2 separate regions of the Homo sapiens genome follow, and region 1 is linked to region 2. Evidence: read pairs that join two places in POLR2A ChIA-PET (ENCODE). Cell type or tissue: Panc1. All regions are shown on one strand. Each heading gives the region's core, and the rest is flanking DNA. Links, peaks and the distances in the headings are about the cores only.

Evidence for each region. Peaks named below come from ENCODE experiments on the same cell type or tissue, not always from the same donor. Only the 100,000 strongest peaks of a DNase experiment are listed, where the experiment ranks them.
Region 1: POLR2A ChIA-PET joins it to region 2 with 7 read pairs; 2 of 35 experiments call an interaction of 5 or more read pairs at or near these places.

What each region holds. Positions count from the first base shown.
Region 1 is chr7:79,896,461-79,901,855 of GRCh38, forward strand. No RefSeq gene overlaps it. Among named protein-coding and RNA genes, the nearest start is that of GNAI1, 240 kb to the right of the region's middle. In Panc1, for the core only: no CTCF peak of the experiment used is centred there; no DNase peak of the experiment used is centred there; H3K27ac peaks cover 217 bases.
Region 2 is chr7:79,844,777-79,850,171 of GRCh38, forward strand. No RefSeq gene overlaps it. Among named protein-coding and RNA genes, the nearest start is that of GNAI1, 290 kb to the right of the region's middle. In Panc1, for the core only: no CTCF peak of the experiment used is centred there; no DNase peak of the experiment used is centred there.

The DNA.
Region 1 (5,395 bases), core at 267-5,266, 52 kb after region 2:
AAAGTGTGAAAACAGATGTTGCCAAAACCCAGAACCCCCAGAACTAGCAAAGTGTAACTTCTACCACATTATATTGCTTAGTTAACAGGTTCAGATTTAAGAAGAGGTAAACGCAGGTAAATTATACAAGGATGTAAATACAGTCATGCTCTGCATTACAACTTTTCGGTCAATGATAGACCGCATATACAACAGTGGTCACAAAAGATTATAATACCGCATTTTTTACTTTACCTTTTTATGTTTAGACATGTTTAGATACACAAATATTTACCATTGTGTTACAATTGCCGACAGTATTTAGCACAGTAACATGCTGTACAGGTTTGTAGCCCTAGAAGCATAGGCCTATACCATATAGCCTAGGTGTGTGGTAGGCTATATCATCTATGTTTGTGTAACTACACACTACAATGTGCTCACAATGAAAAAATCACCTAGTGACACATTCTTCAGAATGTACCCCTATTGTTGAGCAATGCATAACTATAAAGCAACATAACAGATTACCATGTACCCCAGCACTATACACACAGATGGTACTATCAGAATAGTTCTTGTATGAATGAACTATAGAACATTTAAGTCATCTAATTTCAGTGTTTTATTACCTTGATGTTTAAGTTTTTCCTGGTGGTTAACTAAAATTTTCCCTTATTCAATTTGAGCATATTTTTCCAAATTGAAATTGCTATAGCTTAGCTAATAAATGGCCAACATCATCTTAATAAGGTATGCTTTTGTTTAAAGACAAGTGTTAGAGAATCATTTTCTCCCTATCTGAAAAACAAACTCATTTTACTGCCATGTGGAAAATAAGAAAGACAGTTAAATACTTGGCAAAGAGATATAATGACTTGTCCCTATGAGAATTTTGTGTTGATTTTTTTGAAAACAAACACAAGATGCCTAGAGTGTTTTCAGGATGCTTCTTAAGAAAGAGCCATGCACAGGAACAATTTCATTTCCTGATGGGATGGAAATGATGAAATAGTTCTGATCTGCCCTAGGTATTTGAGATTTATTTCTCCAGAAAGGGGAAAAAAGGTAAATGTGCTTTCTTATAGACTGACTGTTATCATTGTTGTTGTCATTAAAGCTGTTTCTATTTATAAACAAAGTTCATAATAGGTGAGTAGAATTTTTAAATTAGAAAACAAATTTATAGAATTATAAACCCATATTATGGTTTTGCAAAATCAGAACATCCTCTGATTCCCTCCTTTCCATGTTCATCTCACCATAGATCTGGTAAAAGATTCCTAAACTTTATGTTTTAACTGACAATTAGTCTTGGATGAAACAAAAAGCGAGATGGTAAATTAGCAAAATTCTTAACAGATAGTCCAGTGCCGTGCTGGAGTTAGCTTGCACCACTCTGTGAAAGCTGTTTGTGATCATCTCTTCCCAATCTGCATTTTAAAAAGTCATGTTGATAAGCACAATTAACCATCATAAGAATATTTACACCATGGCTTTTTTCTCTTTTTTTCCCTGTATTTATTTATTTGAAGAATCAGTTGTTAAATATTTACATTTACATCACTGATTCTAAGTCAGCTAGACTAACAGAACAAAAAGCAGGAAGTCAGGAACAGGCATTGGACAATGATTGACAGTCAGAGCCAACATTTCAGCTGAGACCTGAATGACAATTTGGAGAAGGCCATATACTCTAGTAGAAGAGTATTTCTGACAGCGGGTTAAATGTGGAAAATCCATAAGCCAGGAACAATTCTGGCATATTTGAATAACAGAAGCAGAGAGGAGGAATGGAATATGTTTATCAAGAGGACTGCATTACAAGAAAAGATTGGAAATGTAGACAGAAGCAAAATTATGTACACATTTACCAGAGAGTAAGGATTGGATTTTAAGAATATGTGCAATAGAGAAGACTTGGGATACTTTAAGCTGAGGACTGATACGAACATATTTATTTATGAAGAACAATCTGGCTTCTCTGTGTCAAATGAGTTGAGGCTAGGCATGGGAAGAATAAAGTGAAAGAAAGTACACCAGTTACAAAATTATTGTATTACCTTAGAGGAGAAATAAGAGTAGTTTAGACCCAGTTGGTGGCATGGATATGGAGAAAACCAAAAAGATTTGCTTGTAGTTTGGAGGTTGTTTCTCTAGAATTTGATGATGGATTTGATGTGAGGAATAAAGAAAAACTCCCAAGCGTTCAGCCTACGTTTTTCATTGAATTGTGATACTGTTTACACAAGTGCAACAGTAGTGTTTTTATAATGGCAAACACTAAGAGAAAAAAATATTAAAGATGTAGAAAAATGTCCTATTTTGAATATTCTATACTTGAGTTTTCTATTGCATACATAAAGAGAGATGTCAAGTATTGGTTGAATATGTGAGTACTGTGTCTCAAAGGAGAGTTCAAGGCTATTGACATAATTTGGAAACTTATCAGCACATACATATTTAAAAGCCCACAACTATTGGAATTATATCATGTTAAGGGAAGAAAGAGAAAATCATCCAGAGCAGATGCTTATAACACTCCAATATCTAGAAGTGAGGCAGAGAAGCCCATAAGGGAAAGTGAGATGTGGAACTAGAGATAAAAGAAAAAATAAAAGCATTCATTGTCACTGAAGCCAAGCAGAGAAAAGACTTATACAAAAAAATAATCAATATCACTTGATGCTACTGAGAATTCATAGATATGAGACCTGAGAAGTGGAGTGTGGGCTGCAGACAGGTGGCTGACTGGCAAAGGGAATTAAGGAATTGGACACAGGTTGAGGAGTCAACTCAATGTAGATATTTTTCTACGAAGGAGAGCAGAGAAATGGAACATATGGGATCAAGAGAAGAATTATCTTCAAAATAGGAGCTGCTGGCTCAAACTGATATATTAATGGGAATGAAATGATAGAGGGAAGATTCTCTTGATGATAAAAGGGAATACCCTGTTTTAGTATTCACTGTGAGTTCAGCCTCAACTACATTGCTGGTCAGTATATCCTCGTCATGCATTATCCAATTTCATTTATGAAAATGTAGCCTCGGCCTACAGGTTTTACTAGCCCAGTTTTATAAATGCAAAAATTAAATCTGAGAGTTATTAAAAAATTTATTTTTTAACACACACATAGTCATTCTTAAAATATTACTTAATTTATGTTATATTCTAAGTAAGATGTTTAGCAATTAGTGATCTCAGAATGAATATTGTACAAAAAGAAATGAATCTAGCAATTTAACACTAGGTCAGTCTATTGCCAAACTTTATGATTTTTTTCCTGATACCATACTCTAAAGCATTCATCCCAGTTTGGTTGAGACAATTTGAATTATAGCCTACTGGTCCAACATAATTATTAATAGCACCTCATTTTACCTTTAAGTGTTTTGGGTTAGCAATGAATCTTATAGTCATTATATTAAAAAATCTAAATTGGGTGTACCCATTGACCGTCTCTTGTTTACATATTACTGTATCTCATTGATGTTATTTCTAACTCATCAACATTAGCAATTCATTTATTAAAAACATGTCATTTTCCAAATTTGTAATATTCACCAGTAGCAAAACATTTATTAAATAGATTCTATAATATAATCACTAAACTATTCTTCACAGAATTAGAAAAACAATCCTAAAATTTGTATGGAAAAACAAAAGACCCTGAGTAGACAAAACAATCTTGAGCAAAAATAACAAAGCGGGGGAGGCATCACACTAGCTGACTTCAAAATATACTCTAAAACTACAACAGTCAAAACAGTATGATATTGGCATTTAAAAACAAAACAAAACATATAGACCAATAAAACAGCATAGAGAACTCAGAAATAAATTCATACATTTACAGCTAATTTATTTTTGACAAAGGTGCCAAGAACACATAATGAGGAAAAAAGAGTCTCTTCAATAGTGTGGGAAAACTGGATATCCACATGCAGAAATTAGACCCTTATCTCACACCATATACTAAACTCAATTCACAATGGATTGAAGATTTAAACAGAATACCTGAAACAGTAAAAAAAAAAAAAAAATATGGAAAATCTCCATGACATTGGTCAGAGCAATGATTTTTTGGACATGACCACAAAAGCACAGGCAACAAAAGCAAAAAATAGACAAATAGGATTACATCAAGCTAAAAAAGCCTCTGCATAGCAAAATAACAATCAACAAAGGGAAGAGACTACATAATGTGAAAAAATTTTGCACACCATATATCTAATAAGAAGTTAATATCCAAAACATATAAGAAATTTAAACAACTCAATAGCCAAGAGAACAAAAAACAGTCTAAAATTTGGCAAAGAAGACATATAAAGGACCAAAGGTATATGAAAAAATGCTCAACATCACTAAGCATCAGGGAACATCAGATCAAAACCACAATGAAGGCCAGGAGTGGTGGCTCACGCCTATAATCCCAGCACTTTGGGAGGTGGAGGTGGGCAGATCATTAGGTCAGAAGATCAAGACCACCCTGGCTAACATGGTGAAACCCCGTCTCTACTAAAAATACAAAAAATTAGCTGGGCGTGGTGGCGGGCGCCTGTAGTCCCAGCTACTCTGGAGGCTGAGGCAGGAGAATGGTGTGAATCCGGGAGGTGGAGCTTTCAGTGAGCCGAGATCGCGCCACTGCACTCCAGCCTGGGCAACAGAGCAAGACTCTGTCTCAAAAAACAACAACAACAACAACAAAAACACAATGAGATGTCACCTCATACTTACTAGAATGACTACTATAAAAAAGATGAAAGATAACAAGTGTTGGAGAGGATGTGGAGAAAAGGGAACCCTTGTACACTGCCATTGGCAATATAAATTCATACAGGCATACCTCATTTTATTGCACTTTACCTTTCTGTGCTCCACAGATATTGCAATTTTTTTACAAATTGAAGACTGTGGCAACCCTGAATAAAGCAGGTCTATTGCTGCCATTTTTTCCAGTAGTATGTGCTCACTTGGTGTCTCTGTGTCAGATTTTGCTAATTCTCACAATATTTCAAACTTTTTATTATGATGATATCTGTTATGGTGATCTGTGATCAGTGAGTGATCTTTATGTTACTATTATAATTGTTTTGGAGTACTAAAAACCACACCCATATGAGGCAGTGAATTCAATCAATAAATGCTGTATGTGTTCTGTCTTCCCCAGTGATTGCTCTTCCTTGTCTTTCTATCTTCAGGCCTCCCTGTTCCCTGAGATACAAAAATATTGAAATTGGGCCAATTAATAACCCTACAATGGCTTCTAAGTATTCGACTGAAAGAAAGAGTCACACATCTCTCACTTTAAGTCAAAAGCTAGAAATGTTTAAGCTTAGTGAGAAAGGCTTCTCAAAAGCTGGACCTCTTGTGCCAAACAATTAGCCAAGTTGTGACAGCAAAGGAAAACTT
Region 2 (5,395 bases), core at 263-5,262:
TTTATACAAACAAAATCATGTTCTTAGATTACACTGTAGGAACATATAACACTACTTTTGCCTTATTACCCAATTACTTGGAGCTCTTTAGTAATCAATCACTTATCTGCCTTTTATTTCTTTCATGGTTAATTGGAGATAACTAATAGATGTGTTTATTCCTCCCCGTGTAAATCTTTCCATGCATCCATCATGAAGTACATGAAAAATTGCATCTGTTTTGATTTCAAGATTGTTGATTTTCAGTTTAGAAAACTCAAACTCAAAAAAAATGAATTTCCTAATATTATACTTTATTTTTGGAGTTATCAAAAAATGATTAGAAAAAATAGCAGAAATATCAAGCATACATTATTGCTATATATTAATCTGTATGGTAACTACACTTTATGTATAGGGTTCTGACTAGCCTTTATTACCCATAAGTTTGTTTCAAATAATTTTTCCCAGTAATCTGGAAATATTGACAATTTAAAATCATTGCTATTTTCATGTTTGCATGAAAAACTAACACAAAAAATAATTTGACTAAAATGAAAATTTCAAATAAGTCCACTGGCTGATGAAAATAAAGCAAAAAAATTACAATAGATTCCTCATCTTGTACAGTAGTTGGCTTCAGACATGTGTACAAAGTAAACTCTATGTATGCTATGAGGAGATGAAATCACCTTAGAAATTAGTTTTTATGATCAGTCTTAAAGATATTTCAGACCATACTAGAATATGATCTAATTGTTCTTTCAGTTGTTTACAGAAAAATAAAACCACAGAATTATTCCTGTTACCTGGGTTGAAGATCCTAATAACTAAATAATTTGAAGACCTAATAACTAAATAATTTGGATAAGGTAGAGTAATTTCAAATAAGTAGTACATGACGTTTTAATGTCTGGCTTCTCTATAAAGCATAAATAGATTTTAGATGCCTTATGTCTGTGTATTCCAGCTGACCAAAACAATATTAAGAATGCATCTTTATAAATGGGTGCTAATTGATAATGGAAATAATTTAGTAATGGACTATATAGGATGTTAATAATGAAGCCATATGTTTATGTCTGGATTTAGAAATTTTAAACAATCATTTACTATGTTATTTTTCCTTACCTTGAAGAACATAAACTGTTGTTTCAGTTCTACAAATCAGCAAGATATTATTTATGGCAAGAAATATTCCGTTGAAATGTTGTGCTATAAGATGGGAAAATGTAAATATTTTTCATGGTTTTTATCAATGTGAAAAAAACTTAATCCTGAAAAAAAAATCAGAAAAATTGTAATTAATTTTTTTCTAAAAGTTATAAAAATAATGCATTGTTAGTAAGATAAGATTTACTATTAAAAGTCTCCATGTTTATCACATTTATTTATTAAGATATCCATGACAAAAAAAAGACGACACACAAATTTTATTTGTCCATTTATTTTTCATTTTAAATTTGATGTTCATGACCTTTATCAACTGTAACCTCATCCATCTGAAAGGGAAGATCGTATAATGTTGAAAAATGAAAAGTCATTAAAAGTTTTTCATACTGTGCAGAATAGGACTAATTTTGACTTTTTTTTTTTTTTTTTTTTTTGAGACAGAGTCTCGCTCTGTCGCCCAGGCTGGAGTGCAGTGGCGCGATCTCGGCTCAGTGCAAGCTCCAAATTTTGGCTAATTTTTTTATAATTCTTCACTTAAGATTAATTCTTTTCTGTTAAAAAACTAATTTTGAATAAAAAAAGAGTTATTATTTTCAGTACAGTTCATAAGGCTTAATATTCTTTTTTTTTTTTTTTTTTTTTTTTTTTTTTGAGACGGAGTCTCTGTCGCCCGGGCTGGCGTGCAGTGGCGTGATCTCGGCTCATTCTTTTGGGGGAAAAATACTAACTAGTAAATGAGGAAACATTACCGTATGCATATACTTCTAATAGAACACAGCACATTGTATGTAATGGGTTATTCTTCCTCTTATCTTCTTACTCAGTCCTTGCTGAGAATAGGACAAAAGCTCTTTTCGTCTTTGTAGTTCCAAAGCCTAGTATAATGCCCGAAACAAAACAGTCTTGAGTTCAATACAATGCCAAGAACATAGTAAGTTCTTCTTCGTGTCCCTACTTAAATATTGATGTGGACAGCAGATAGGGAAATACTGCGTAGAAGAGGGCAGTTCCCCAGCAAAGGCCACACCCTAAAACCTGGAAACCCATGACCCTGTGCGAGAACAGGCATTTTTGTTTTTGTACCCAAATTGTTGCCTTTTGGCCCACCAGTACCCCCTATCCTGTAACCATTTAAATCCCGAACCCCAGGCTCCAGGAGACGAGCAGATAGATAAACGGCAGAATTGGGTGGCTGAGAAGGAGAGAAGAGAAGGAGCATCCAAATGGAGAGAGGAGTTAGGCTGGGATGATCGGAGAGGAGATGGGCTGCTGGGTGGCCTGACCCCAGGGGAAGATCACCTTCCTCCTCCATCCCTCTTCCAGCTCTGCATCCATCCCACTGAGAGCCACCTTCACCACTCAGTAAAACCCCCACATTCACTCTTCATGTCCATGTGTGACCTGATTCTTCCTGGACACCAGACAAGGACCCAGGGACCAAGAAGGCACTGAGCTGGTTAACATTTAGGCCATCTGCGGACAGCAGAGCTAAAAGAGCACTGTAACACTGGGGCTTCAGGAGTCACAGGCATCCACCCCAAGATGCTGCCATAGAACCAGAGCCCAGAAGGGCTCGCCCTGGCTCATGGGCAGGCCCATCTGCGTGCTCTCTTTCCCATAAGGGGTTTGAGTGGTGGTAGAGGAACAGAGAGCCACACTCCTGTTGCATGCCCTGCGCGGGGGCACCAGGGAACTCTCCCGTTTCAATATCACCTTACTGAAACAGACTTTTTTGATCAATCTGATCAATAAAATAGGAATTCCTCCCAATTCTAAGTATGTTCTTCTTCCTTAGTGTGTTTTTGGTTTTTTTTCTATGTTGTTTCATTTTGCTTTTTGTTTTTGGCATGCTTTAGCATTCATTACCATCTGATATGCTATACATATTGTTTCTCTATGTTTATTGTTCAGGATGCTATAACAAAATGACGTAAACTGGGTGGTTTATAACAACAGAAAGTCATTTCTCAAAATTCTGGAGTCAGGTAAGTCTCAGATCAAGGTGTCAACAGATTCAGTGTCTGGTGAGAGCTCACTTCCTGGTTCATATACAGTCCTCTTCTCACTGTGTTCTCACATGGCAGAAGGGGCAAAGCAGCTCTTGAAACTCTTTTATAAGGGCACTAACTCATCCCAATCATAGGGGCTCTACTTCCCTGACCTAATTACCTCCCAAGGGCTCCCCTCTAATACCATCACCTTGGGTGTTAGAATTTAAACAGGAATTTGAGGGAACACAAACATTCAGACCATAACATTTATGTCTAGTTTCCTCAAGATTTACAATAATGTATGACACTTAATAGAGGCTCAATAAATAGTTGTGGAATTAATGAAGAAATGAATGAAGAAATAAGCAAAAGGAAATCCAACTAATTTAAGAAACAATGTCATGTGAAAGATCTTTATGTGGCTTCTAATTTGTTTCTGATATTATAAGTTTTTGATATTCTTTCCTCCCCCTACTGCCCCCCAGTCCTGATGTTTTCCTTATGTTGAAGTTCTTCACAGCCTCCACTCAAGAAAATCCTGTTGCAATTTCTAAAAGAGACTAAAATAAAAGTAGCTATTACTTCCTTCATGATATCAAACAACTAATTTAGTCACTACAAAACTCGTTATAAACTATTACAAAATTTTAAGAGTATATCATGGTTTTGCAAGTTACAAATATATGCTAGTTTTGCCATACTTGAAACCACCACTGTCCGTTGAACATTCTGCAATGATAGATATGTTTATATCCATGCTGTCCCACATGGCAGACACTAGACCCATGTAGCTATTGAGCTCTTGAAATAAGATAACTAGGTTTAAATTTTATTTAACTTTAATTTAAATTAAATGGCCACATGGGAATAGTGTCTATCACATTGAACAAACATAGTTCTAAACAATTATTTTCCTTTTCCATATTCAGAAATTGTAAAAGAAATAATGCAACAAAAATAATGAAATGTACAGTTATGTGGTAGGTTTAACAATGACAATACTTTGTAATAAAATTGTTATAGAAAAATATCAATTTCTTGCAAATTATGAGGAGTTTTGTTTATCTTGTTTTATTAAAATATAGAATAAGATAGATAAATTTATAATAGCTGAAACGTTTATCTGAAGGGTAGAATAATTCTATAATACGTATACTTTATTACAGCAAGTTCTATTGATCCATTCTCTAAGATTTAGGATCAGAATACAAAAATAAATATGTGGCTCTACTACAGTATTTTTTAAAATTATTTGCTAACAGTATAAGATATCATGGATAAGCAAATGTCTTTGTTCTTTGACATTGTTATGATTCCTTTTCTCCTTTGATTTTTAGTTGCACCTTGATTTAAGATGAAATCAGCATTGATCTGGCATGCTTCAGAGAGACTAAAAGTTACTTTATATTTAATAGTTGGTTTTATTTGTGGTTGAAAAGATGTTTTATGAACTTTTTAAAATCGATTGAGTAGAGTGATTCTGGAATGACAGTGTTTGGGGGATATTTGCATTATTTTGTGGGGTATATGAAAACAGATATTGTAAAGAATAGATTGGCTTGACTCTTTTTAGTAATAAAAACTAAAACAATCACCAAAAGTAAAAACAGAAACAAAGAAACTATAACCTACAAGACTTTGATTCCTTAAAATGAATGGAAAATAGAAAGTAGAAACTTGCTTTCTGACTTGTACTCTGCTGAATCTAGCTCATTCGATAAATCCATTACAAGCAGGTGGTTCAAATTCCTAAATCAGAAAGACTGAGGTTTTTCAAAACTTCCCCTACACTGTCTTTCTTTTTATCCAGCCTAATTCTGGAACCTAATAAAAGGAAAATAACAACGTGATATTTAAAAAATTAAGGAGAAAAGACTGTAAGACTTGTAAATTGCAACAGATGTAAAAATATTTCTAGAAAATATTTTGTAATCAAAGAAATATTGTTTTGGCAACTATACAAATATAATAAACAGGTTAAGAGAAAAATAATATTTAAAAATTGGTCTTTTCTATAGATATCAACAATAATGTACTAGAAATGCACTGGAAAATAGCAATAACTACAAAACACAATCCTATCAAGAAATTTTAAATGTCTACTGAAGATCAAACACAGTAATTGAAAGATTATGTTCTTAAATAGAAAGCCTCAATATAAAAATAGAGGTCAATTATCTTTGTATTAAACTATAAAACCATGTAATTCTATTCAAAAATGTAATAAGATTTACATGTATATGTGTGTGTGC